2 separate regions of the Homo sapiens genome follow, and region 1 is linked to region 2. A link is an interaction called in ENCODE POLR2A ChIA-PET data of the cell type or tissue named here. Cell type or tissue: PC-3. All regions are shown on one strand. Links, peaks and the distances in the headings refer to the core of each region. The heading gives the core; the rest is flanking DNA. Region 1 overlaps SLC7A14 (solute carrier family 7 member 14). Region 2 holds the start of SLC7A14-AS1 (SLC7A14 antisense RNA 1).

Region 1 (5,385 bases), core at 137-5,136, 110 kb before region 2:
AAATGAGAGAGAAAGCTATTGTAGAAATGGGACCAGCATAAGCAAATGCTGAAGGTGTGAACAGAAATGATACAAGTGCAGGCTGACCTTATCTGGCTGGTGGGAGGTCATACTGGAAGGACTGAAGAAACTTGAATACAGATAGGTGGATGTATTTATTCAGCCAGGGGCTTATCCTTTGAACAGGGATTTTATGAGTATCTTAGGAATATCATTTGAATTCAGGGCTCATGGAGTCCAATCTTGTAACTAGAAGAAATCTCAGAAATCACCCTACCATGCTCTTTTCCCTATGTATTACAGTTGAAGTAGTTAAAACCCAGAGATATTGAGTGACTTGCCCAAAGTCAGCTAGTAAATTTGTGGCAGTATAAGAGCTAGAACCTAGTCCCTCCTCTCAGTTCATAGCATTTTGTCCTGCTCTGTGCTGCCTTTGGGAATTTTAGCCATCAATTGAGCATAACCCAATGTAACACACAAAGTGACTACTAAATATTCATGAAGCTCAAGTTTTCCATTGTTCACTATGAAGCTATACCATTGTTCCTTAATTACAAGCAGGTGATAGATAAGACCCTGCTTCTACATTCTGAGCTCCTTCTACATACAGCATTCTCTTCAGAAACACAGACAGACAGTACACTAACACATGAGCATGACATCCTTTGCCTGCCACACACATCCTCCCCTGCCTCCTCATTTCAAACTGCCAGAGATTATGGAGTCACAGCCTGAACAGAAGGCATCTTAATCTCTGGTGGTTCTGTAAATAATATGCTGTTCATGCTTGCATATAAATTATCACAGTCTCTCTATTTTCTAGATGAGGGAGGCTTCAGAAAGATGAAGCTGCCTGCACACAGAGCACATAAGAGATAGGATTTCAGACTCCAGAGTTTCAGCCCTCTTTGTAACAGGGTTGAATTTTTCCCTCATCTACATGCTCCTAATAATTTATCCAGGCTTATGGTCTTAAATTTCACCTTATAGCCAAATTAATCTAGTCTCTGTATATTTAGGTTTCTAAAATCAGTTACTTCTTACTTCCCTTTCTCTCTAACCACTTTTCCTCCACCCTTCATTCAATAAGCATTTAATAGAAATCACCTAAGCTAATCCATTCAGTTGATGAGAATAGAAACTGAGACCCAGAGAGGTGAAGCCACTTGCCCAGGTTTGCTCAGTTAAAAGCAGTACGGTGACTAGATTCCCTGACTCCCAGTCCAGGGCTTTGCCCTTCACACTATACTGCTATTTCCCAAGGATAAATAACATGGCATTTCCCACTCTCAGGCTCCCTCACTCCTTGCACAACCCCACAGGATGGATAGAAATGACTGATTGCATGTGCTCTGAGGTTCATTCCAGGACCTTTTCTAGAATTCCCACAACTTGTTATCCTTCATGCTGTATTGGCCCATCTATCACATTAAGAAGCTGGTTAGGGAAGAGTTTGACATACTTTCTGGTCTAGGATATTTATGATCAATGCCACCACTCAGGTAGTGATCACCATAGGAAACAGTGTGCTCAGGAAGAAAAAGGGCAGAGTCCATGGCTCCCATCATTTGAGAATAAGGCAAAGCTCACCCAGAGTTTACTGTAAGTGGCAGGATATTAGATTCATAATCCCAGAGACCAGGCAATTGGGCAATTAGATGGATTTAAGCAAGATTGGGAGTGGCCAAGAAAGTGAAAAAAGACAACTGCCAAACCACTTCTGCTTCAGGGGCAGGGTATTTTGCCTGGATTGATCACCATGATGCATTTCATTACTGTAGACAAAGATCACATTGATAAAAGACTTTTTTAAATCAATTGAACTAAAATTTTCCATTTATACATAACTTCTCAGGAATCGTTTTAAGACAAAACCAGATGGTATTTCAGTAAAGATTATATTGAAAAGAGAAGCAAGTAAGAGAGGAAAGAAACCCCAGAACTAGCTTCTCAGGTAGGGCTTTGTAGGGTCACAATTGTCTCACAGGCTGATCAGGCTAATTAGGTACAGAAGCTTAATTTTATCAGTTTTATCAAGAGTGATCCAGCTCTGAAGAATCTAGCCATGCTCCCCAGGTCCCAAGAGACTGATTTGTTAGCTAGATGCCAATATAGCCACATACAATAGAAGATGCTTCTAAGTGTGGCCCAGGCTATTTCCTTCCTAATAGCAGGACCATGAGAAAACCAAATGAGTGGTCAAAGATAACCTGTGGGCACAGTGTCAGGATTAATGGAGTGGGACAGACAGTCTTGTGAAATGTGCCATTCAGGCTGCAACAGAGACAAGAGAACTCTTCCAAACTCCACCCAAGAACACTTTTCAGGTTACCAGAATAGTTGTGTCCTTCAAAAACAGGGTCTTGTTCTCTCTGTTTCGCTAGTGGTGAAGAAACTGGCAAATTATTTTGGGAAAAGATGGAGACTTTATCTAGTCTTTATGCAGCCCCCATCTTCCTTAGGGTATTATTCTAGGCATGTTATAATACTCAACTCATAGCCTATCTTACTTGTGTCAGTGACATCTTGTCCAAAGCCCCTTACCAAATCTTTGAACTCCTGGGCCTAATTCTCTGCTAAGGCAATGAAGATAGATCAGCAAAATCATTATCATTATTCACGTACTTGTATAAGATCCATTACGATTAGTCTGCTTCTGAGAAAGTTGTTTAATTGTGGATGAACTGTACAGATGGTGAGAATCATGGTCTCAGGTGGCATGGCACTTGAATCTCATATTAGTGACAATCTTTTGTTGGTCTCCTTTGGAGAGTTCTGGTAGATGCCACTGATTAACCATCAATAATAAATAAACCATCCAAGTGGTTGGGTTATTTCTGTAAGGGACACATCTCTTGTATTTTGTGCTAATTCTGTTTGTGTCATTTCAGAGGGCACTATGATCTGGCCTTGCTCTGAGTGCACCTGAGTCTGGTTTATCCTTGTCAGTAATCTCCATGTGTGGACCCTGACATTTGAAACTGAATCTGTTAGTCACTCTCACTACAGAAAACAGTCATGTGGCGACTATGACTCATCTACAAAATGCTGAAGGAATAGACTCCCAAGAGGTTTTTTTTAAAAATCACGCAACATTGCTACCTCTAAAAGAGGCCAAACAACCATTTTGAATATTTTTATTTTCCCCTTGAGCTGACTGGTTATCCTGATTCTGAGTAGGAACAAACTACACAGACAGTTTGGGATTCATTTTAGAGTCTGTCCTAGTCACAAAGACTTTTGACACACTTTCTATTCCAGCATCACAATGCAGAGGAAGAAAATATCTGAATGAGTAGAGACTGTCGTGCCAGAAATAAATTCCTAATATAGACAACAGAAATATGCCAGTAGAGAATTTAACTATCAAAACAAAAACAAGAATTCCCTGTTTCAATACTCTTAGTGAATAGCCTCTGTTCTTCCTTTCTGCCCCCAAGTCTATTTCAACCTACAGTTATAAATAAACACTCTGATCCCATTACAGCACATTAAGAATCTAGAGAAAACTTGTCATTTGAGTACTATCATCTCTTTACACATATGATTCCAATATAGCAACTTATTGAGTGCTCTTCTTAAAGTCAAGAATAATTTGACAGCTATATCATAATACTTATAATAATAGTAGCAATCACATTTACTCATTTAATCATATAAAGTAGATATTAATATCCTCATTTTACAGATGAGGATTATAAAATTTGAATGACTGGCCCAAGTTCTCACAGCCAGTGAAGGTTAGAGTCAAGATTCAAAGACCATGCCATCTGACACCATGATCCTCACCATCTATACAGTCCATCTGCAATTTAAAAATTCTCTCAGAAGCTGATCAATCCTAATGGATCTTATACAAGTGCATGGATAATAAGAATGACTTTGCAGGTCTATCTTCATTGCCTTAGCAGAGAATTAGGCCCAGGAGTTCACAGATTTGGTATGGGACTTTGGACAAGTCTTACTTTTTCTTTCTTTCTTTCTTTTTTTTTTTTTTTTTTTTTGAGACAGAGTCTCCCTCTATTGCCCAGGCTGAAGTGCAGTGGCACAGTCTTGGCTCTCTGCAACCTCCATTTCCTGGGCTCAAGTGATTCTCCTGCCTCAGCCTCCTGAGTAGTTGGGACTACAGGCGTGCACCACCATGCCCAGCTAGTTTTTTTGTATTTTTAGTAGAGATGGGGTTTCACCATATTGGCCAGGCTGGTCTCAAGCCCATGACCTTGTGATCTGCCTGCCTTGGCCTCCCAAAGTGCTGGGATTACAGGCATGAGCCAACGTGCCTGGCCAAGTCTTACTTTTTCTAGGACTGTCACTACATCTAAGAAAGAAATAATAGCTTTTTATTCATTTAGTTATTCATTAATTCATTCAACAAACATACTAAAAACTGAAGCTATAATGGGAGAAAAACAGACTAGGAAGCATTAATAAAGATAGGAACCATTTTCTTGAGTAATGTTGCTAAACAATATTGTTGCTAAAATAAAAACAATATGAAGTCCCAATTGCCTCAGGTATGTGGAAGATTATGTTCAAGATTTATTGTTTTGGTTTTAGTTTTCTTCATCAGTGAAGTGACTTGAATTAGTCTCACGTAACTGTCAAGGAAACAAAATTACAGGCCCTAATGACCAACATAATATAACTTACTGCTTACAAAAACAAAGGCCTAGATCCTCAAGGCTCCTGTGAGTGGTTTGTGAAAGACAGATTTGCCCTAAACTGTCAGCAATACACACTACATCTCTAGACTTAAATTAATATTCTAGAAGTTCAAGATGTATCTACATGTGCCAGGAACTCATTTCTTTCAGTGAAGGCTCAGATTGTTTGATTACCCCAAAGCAAGAGCATAGTACAGGAAGACTAATAAGCTGTAATGGGAGAACTGATGGCAGAAGGGATATTTATTAAGTAAAGCAGAATGGGGGTTTTGAAAGGAAGGCAAGTAATTTGAAAGGCCATTTTGTTTAGTTTAAGAGAGTTCTAAAGTTTAATCTGGATGATGGACTGGAGTATATTAAGGAAATGTTGAGTGAGAGAATGAAAAAGAAAATTAAGTCAACAATAAAAGAAGGGGTGAGGAACAAAAAAATCACCTGTTGGGTACAATGCACACTATTTGGGTGATGGGTGCACTAAAAGCCCAGACCTCACCACTACACAATTTATCCATGTAACCAAAACCACTTGTACTCCTAAAGCTATTGGGGTGGGTGGGGGGTGGTTTGGAAAAAAAGTATGGGAAAAAGAGAAAAGAAATGACATTAATTTTTAGATACTTTTTATCCTTGGGAAAGTTAGGATAGAAGGCATAGGGGCATCTGCTGAGCAGTACAAAGTGAAAATGCATCTCATTCCCCACAATGAAATACTTTACCAGTG
Region 2 (5,385 bases), core at 73-5,072:
AGAGGTTGCACTGGACATTTCACGCTTATCAGGAGTTCTCACCCATTCATTCAACAAACATTAAGTGCCAATTTTCTGCAGAGTCTACGACCCTGTGCAGATAATCACACAACAGATGTTCTAAGGGACATAATAGTAGCATGCACTAGACACTCTGAGAGCACACAGAAGAAAGCAGGCAGCTTGGAGTGGCCATGATATATCACGCCTTTAGTGAGTGTAAAATGTCAAGGTAAATCACAGGATAATATATGCATGCTGCTAAGAGGTGAAACATGAGATAGAGTCCCTAACTGGAGGCAGAGAATAATCAAATCTTATAAGAACGTTGGGAATAAACTGTTGCTGATCCATAAATAGTTCACCCAGGGTAGAAAATGCAAATTCCTGGCTGGCAGCTATATGAGTGTAATGAGCCCGACGTCAGCATGGGAGGTGGGGACTGAGGTAACCTAGAGACCCTGTATCCTGTCTAAAGAGGCAGCCAGTTCTCAACACCAGCCAAAAATCACCATGTAGAAATGTGGATGCAGTGTTGTCAGACCTTTTGACTTTTCTAGGAAAATCTGTAAATATGGGTTACTTAACGCAAGATCTCCCAATTTTTAAAAGGCATCTAATTCAAGTATTTTCAAAACACCACATAAAGCAAAGAAAATACATCCCCGCCCCCACCGCCCCCCACCCCGCCAGCTTTGATTTCATCACTGAAGGTGATCTCTCTGCTAGTCCCAGGATCCCAAAGCAATTGCTTATTCACCTGTACCTTTCCCCTCGCCCCACAGGTCTGCTCATTTATTTTGGATATGGCATCTGGAACAGCACCCTGGAAATCAGCGCTCGAGAAGAGGCCCTGCACCAAAGCACGTACCAACGCTACGACGTGGATGACCCCTTCTCAGTGGAGGAGGGTTTCTCCTACGCCACAGAGGGCGAGAGCCAGGAGGACTGGGGCGGGCCCACTGAAGACAAAGGCTTCTATTACCAACAGATGTCAGATGCGAAGGCAAACGGCCGGACAAGTAGCAAAGCGAAGAGCAAAAGCAAACACAAACAGAACTCAGAGGCCCTGATTGCAAATGATGAGTTAGATTACTCTCCAGAGTAGGAGAAACACACAAGTGGGTAGAAATGGTGATGACTGATTTTCAGTAACTTAACCTGTGGGCTAGAAGGTGAAAACTTTTTTGGCTCTCATTTCACAAATCCAGCCTTCCCCAAATTCAATCCCTAGTCATAGCCTGTCATTTGCTACTTTTGCTCTTCAGGATAGTTCTGTTGAAGGGCTTAACCTGGGTCCCCTAACTGGTCGCCTTGTTAAATAAAATAAATAAATAAACAAGAGGCTATATGAAATTCCATCTTAGGTGCAACCACCAGAGCTGATGGTACCAAATGTTTCCTAGGCCTTTGCTTTGCTGGTTGAAGCCCAAGCAGGGGCTCTGGGCAGAAGGCAGAATTTCAGTCACCTGAGACATGGGGACAAAGCTCTGTTCTTGGCATGTCAGGCTGAGTGCTGCTCCCCGAGGTCAGGGTGGGTAGATGGGCATTGGCACTTCCTGAGCAAGCATCATTTTATCCTGCAATCTCACCCAAAATTAATTCATGGAAAAGACACATGCTTCTTTTTATTCACCAACATTCTCACAGCTTCCAAACTATAATTTTAGGATCCAGCAAAGTTCAGGGACTCTGGACCATTTTCCCAATGGTTTCAGATTCACCATAAAGCAGTCAGGCAGACCCAGTGATATGGTAAGAAGCACCATCAAAGCTCTATGTAAATGCCCAGAAGAAAATTAAATAACCATATCTTGCGGTAAAAGCCAGAAGGGCATTGGCAGAAATTAACTCTCTGTCATGGCCTCTCTTATATCAGACTGCAGCTCCTGGTGATATGATGAAAGCGGGCAAAGGTGGAGCATGATTTCATGGCACTGATATGCCTTGAAAAAGTAGGTTGTTTGTTTTATAATCAGATAAAAATTTTTACAAGGAGAAGTGAGCCAGCCACTGAGATCACATTGCAAATTCTCTTTCATATTTCTAAAATTATAAATTCTAAAGTTTTTGAGATAGGCAACCACTTGATTGGTGTGTGCTACTCTGAAAACAAAATAGGCTGAAGTATAGCGACTTAGGTAGTTGCATTCCATGAGATCACATTTCACTTCTGAACCTTATTCCTTGGGGCTAGCTCACTTTCAGAGGTGTATTTTTTTTTCCTGTTATTTCCCAGAGTAGTTTCACTGAAGCCCAGAGAAATATCTACCTGGTAAGATGTAAATTTGGGCCATAAAAGGGGCTATTAAAAGAATTTTCTCAGAAATAGAATAGATGAGAGAATTTGCAAAGGAAAAAAACACACATGGGCTACAATATAAATTCTACTCTTGGGTTACAAGAATTCCTGTGGCTGCACTGAGATACGTACAAATGTATGTGAAGGCACAATTTGAATCAAGCTATCATAGAATTAACCAAGCTATTAAAATTAATCAAGCTATTAATAAAATCTCTGTGAGGATTTCCTGAAAGAGGGACAAAAGAAGAAATTCCTTGTCCTTTCTCTCCTGGATGTATCAGTATGCCAAACGTTTTCCAGAACATATTCGCTAGCACTCAAGTCTGTTCTTTCTGAAAGGCTGAGGCTCATGCCATCTTGGCATGCTTTAGGATTATGGCAAGGAGGTAAAAGTCCATTTTTTCATTCAACTAACACTGGTTGAGAATAGACCCAATGCTAAGTGACAGGAATGAATAGAAGCATGGCACTTGCCCTTGGGGGCTACAGTCCATGGATGAGCAGCACTGGAGCCTGGTAAATGCAGATAAAACAACAAACTTGACAAGTCTCCAGGCTGATGCACTGGGTTTTAACATACATATAAAGATGAATTGAAACTAGTTTTTAAAAAATATGCTTTAAATAAATTACATATCGTAATCATAGCCAATGTATACCATTAAACTAAAATAACTGCAATTTTCTAGATATTTTTTATTCTTCTGTAGTCATTGTTTAGAACTCTGGTTTCCTGAGGTCATTTTGTCATTTTAATATCATGCTTGACAATGCTATGTTTTCTCTTCCCTAGAGTTAACCATAAAGATACAGTGCCTACTCTGTGAAATACAGCATTAGGAATTAATTATAAACTAATTATCAGTCATCTTTTGAAAACAAAGTTTTGAATTGGCTATAGGACTCAACAAATCTGCCTGGTGTAAATAGAATCTGTTAAGCTTGATACATATCTAGATAGATGAGGAGGGGTTGTATTCATTAAGCATGAGAATAGAGAAATAGGAGTGCAAAATGGCAAAATCTTAACGTGGGTGAAAGAGCTTCCTTTTACTAGTGAGGTTTAAGTATTAAAGTAACAATAGCCTGGTGGCAGATGAATGCAATTTCTATAGGATGGGAATGGAAAATGTATGCTTTGGTTAACACCATTGCTGTTGACTTCATGCAGATTCTATTAAGCACTCTCATTTCAGGAGCCATTTTTCCCACATAGTATATTAGTATATTTTAAGCTTAGCTCCCTTTATTTTTCTAAAGTTGATAAATCACCTCCCTAGCAACCTTAGTTTTAAAAAAAAAATCACTAAGATAGAAAAAGTATTTTCAGGTACATAGACATGTTTGTCCTCAGGTTTACCTGCTTCTGTGAACAGTCCCAGATTTTACAATGCAGTTTTCAAATACCATCAATCACTACAATGACAATATTACTATTTTCTTAACAGGTTTCTAAACGATGTATGTGTGGGATCACATTAAAAGTAAGATCACCTTATAATTATCTTAGAAACTTTGCCCCTTGAAGGGAGTCCAAGGAAGACCTACATTTTATTGAATTCTGAATAGCAAAAGCTCTCCGAGTGAGATTTCATTGTGTGGATTTGTGGTTTGGAGCCAATTACTTGATTTTCTTCAGATTTTATTCTACTTATTTATTGGTACTCTGCTTCATTTCAAAAGGATTTGAGGCAGCTACTAAAATATATATAATACAAAACAAAAATTAAGTGAGGAACTCAGAGCAAACAAAAATAGAAACAGAAAGGATAAGACAAAACTAGACGTATATTTAGTACATAAATGCAGAACCCTGACATGCTTTACTAAATTTGCCAATGAGTGACACCATGAAAAATAATAGAATTAGTGGTAATGACAAGAAGAAGTACTTCTGCATGATAAGAACAAATCTTTCCCCATGCAGGTAGAGGTTTGAAATAGCATAGATCATTAAAATCCACAGGTAAGCTTCAAACCTAGATTTTGCTAGCTACATGTGCCTGGCATATAGTGTGTATTCAAGAAATACCTGATGATTGACAGAATGAATGAATTGGAGGAAAATGAAATATTTATTCAACAATTACTTGTGGAGTGCCTATTATGTACTATGGCAGATATTGATATCGTAAGTCAGATAAAAATCCAGCTCTTAAGAAGTAGAGGAAATAGAGCTTGGTGTGGTGGCATGTGCCTATGATCCCAGATAGTTGAGAGACTGAGGGAGGAGGATCACTTGAGCCCAGGAGTTCAAGGCTGCAGTGAGCTATGATCACACCACTGTACTCCAGCCTGGGTAACAGAAGAATACCCTGTCTCTTAAAAAGGAAAATCAAATAGGGGAAATGGGATATATAAATAAAGAACAATAGTGAATGTGTCAGGTGAGATGACGGACTTGTAATGTGCTGTGGGGGGTCAAATATGAAGAAGGCCTTCTTCCTCTGGAAAGGTCATAAAGAATGTCACACTTGTGTTGGAACTTGTGAAGTGGGTAGAATTTTATCAAGTAGAAATGAGAGAAAGGCATGCCAAGCAAAGGATCGGCATGAATAAGGTCTACTAGTTTGTGGTCCTCTGGCTAAGAATTTGTGCTGTGCCTCCATTAAGAGAAAGCAAGGAGCTAGTTTGCCTGGAGCACATGATTTATGCATGACTTATACATGCAACAATAAGAAATAATGCTAGGAAGGCAGGTGAGGGATCACTCACAGAGAGACTTGAATGTCACACTGAGCTGACTGGCTTTCCTCGGGTGAGAGAGTGGGAAATAATTGGGGAACTGACGAAAGTGTGAATCCAGGAAGGCTGAACTTTAAGAAAGCTGAGACGGTGGCTTCCTTACCTATGCAAGGAACTAACAAGCCACATATACACTCCAAATTGATTTAACAAATTAAAGAGAAAAATAGCTGTACTTTGAGTCCTGTGTCTGCATTCATCATTAACCTAAGAAAATACAGCCATTTAATACGTGGACAAGCAACACAATTTAACAGCCACTTTAAAGTTTTCAACAATAGGTTTCAACAACTAAACCTAACAACTTTTTATATCTATCTAATCTAAACAGTAAA

Evidence for each region. Peaks named below come from ENCODE experiments on the same cell type or tissue, not always from the same donor. Only the 100,000 strongest peaks of a DNase experiment are listed, where the experiment ranks them.
Region 1: POLR2A ChIA-PET joins it to region 2 with 5 read pairs; 1 of 35 experiments calls an interaction of 5 or more read pairs at or near these places.

Annotation. Positions count from the first base shown.
Region 1 is chr3:170,570,680-170,576,064 of GRCh38, reverse strand. All of the region lies in intron 1 of SLC7A14 (solute carrier family 7 member 14), which reads left to right. All of the region lies in intron 2 of SLC7A14-AS1 (SLC7A14 antisense RNA 1), which reads right to left. Among named protein-coding and RNA genes, the nearest start is that of SLC7A14, 13 kb to the left of the region's middle. In PC-3, for the core only: no CTCF peak of the experiment used is centred there; a DNase peak (open chromatin) is centred at 3,004; H3K4me3 peaks cover 384 bases; H3K27ac peaks cover 578 bases.
Region 2 is chr3:170,462,778-170,468,162 of GRCh38, reverse strand. It overlaps SLC7A14 (solute carrier family 7 member 14), which reads left to right. Exons shown (of 8, transcript NM_020949.3): 8 at 786-5,385. The coding sequence ends at 1,108. It overlaps SLC7A14-AS1 (SLC7A14 antisense RNA 1), which reads right to left and starts at 878. Exons shown (of 6, transcript NR_135556.1): 1 at 767-878. In PC-3, for the core only: no CTCF peak of the experiment used is centred there; a DNase peak (open chromatin) is centred at 1,992.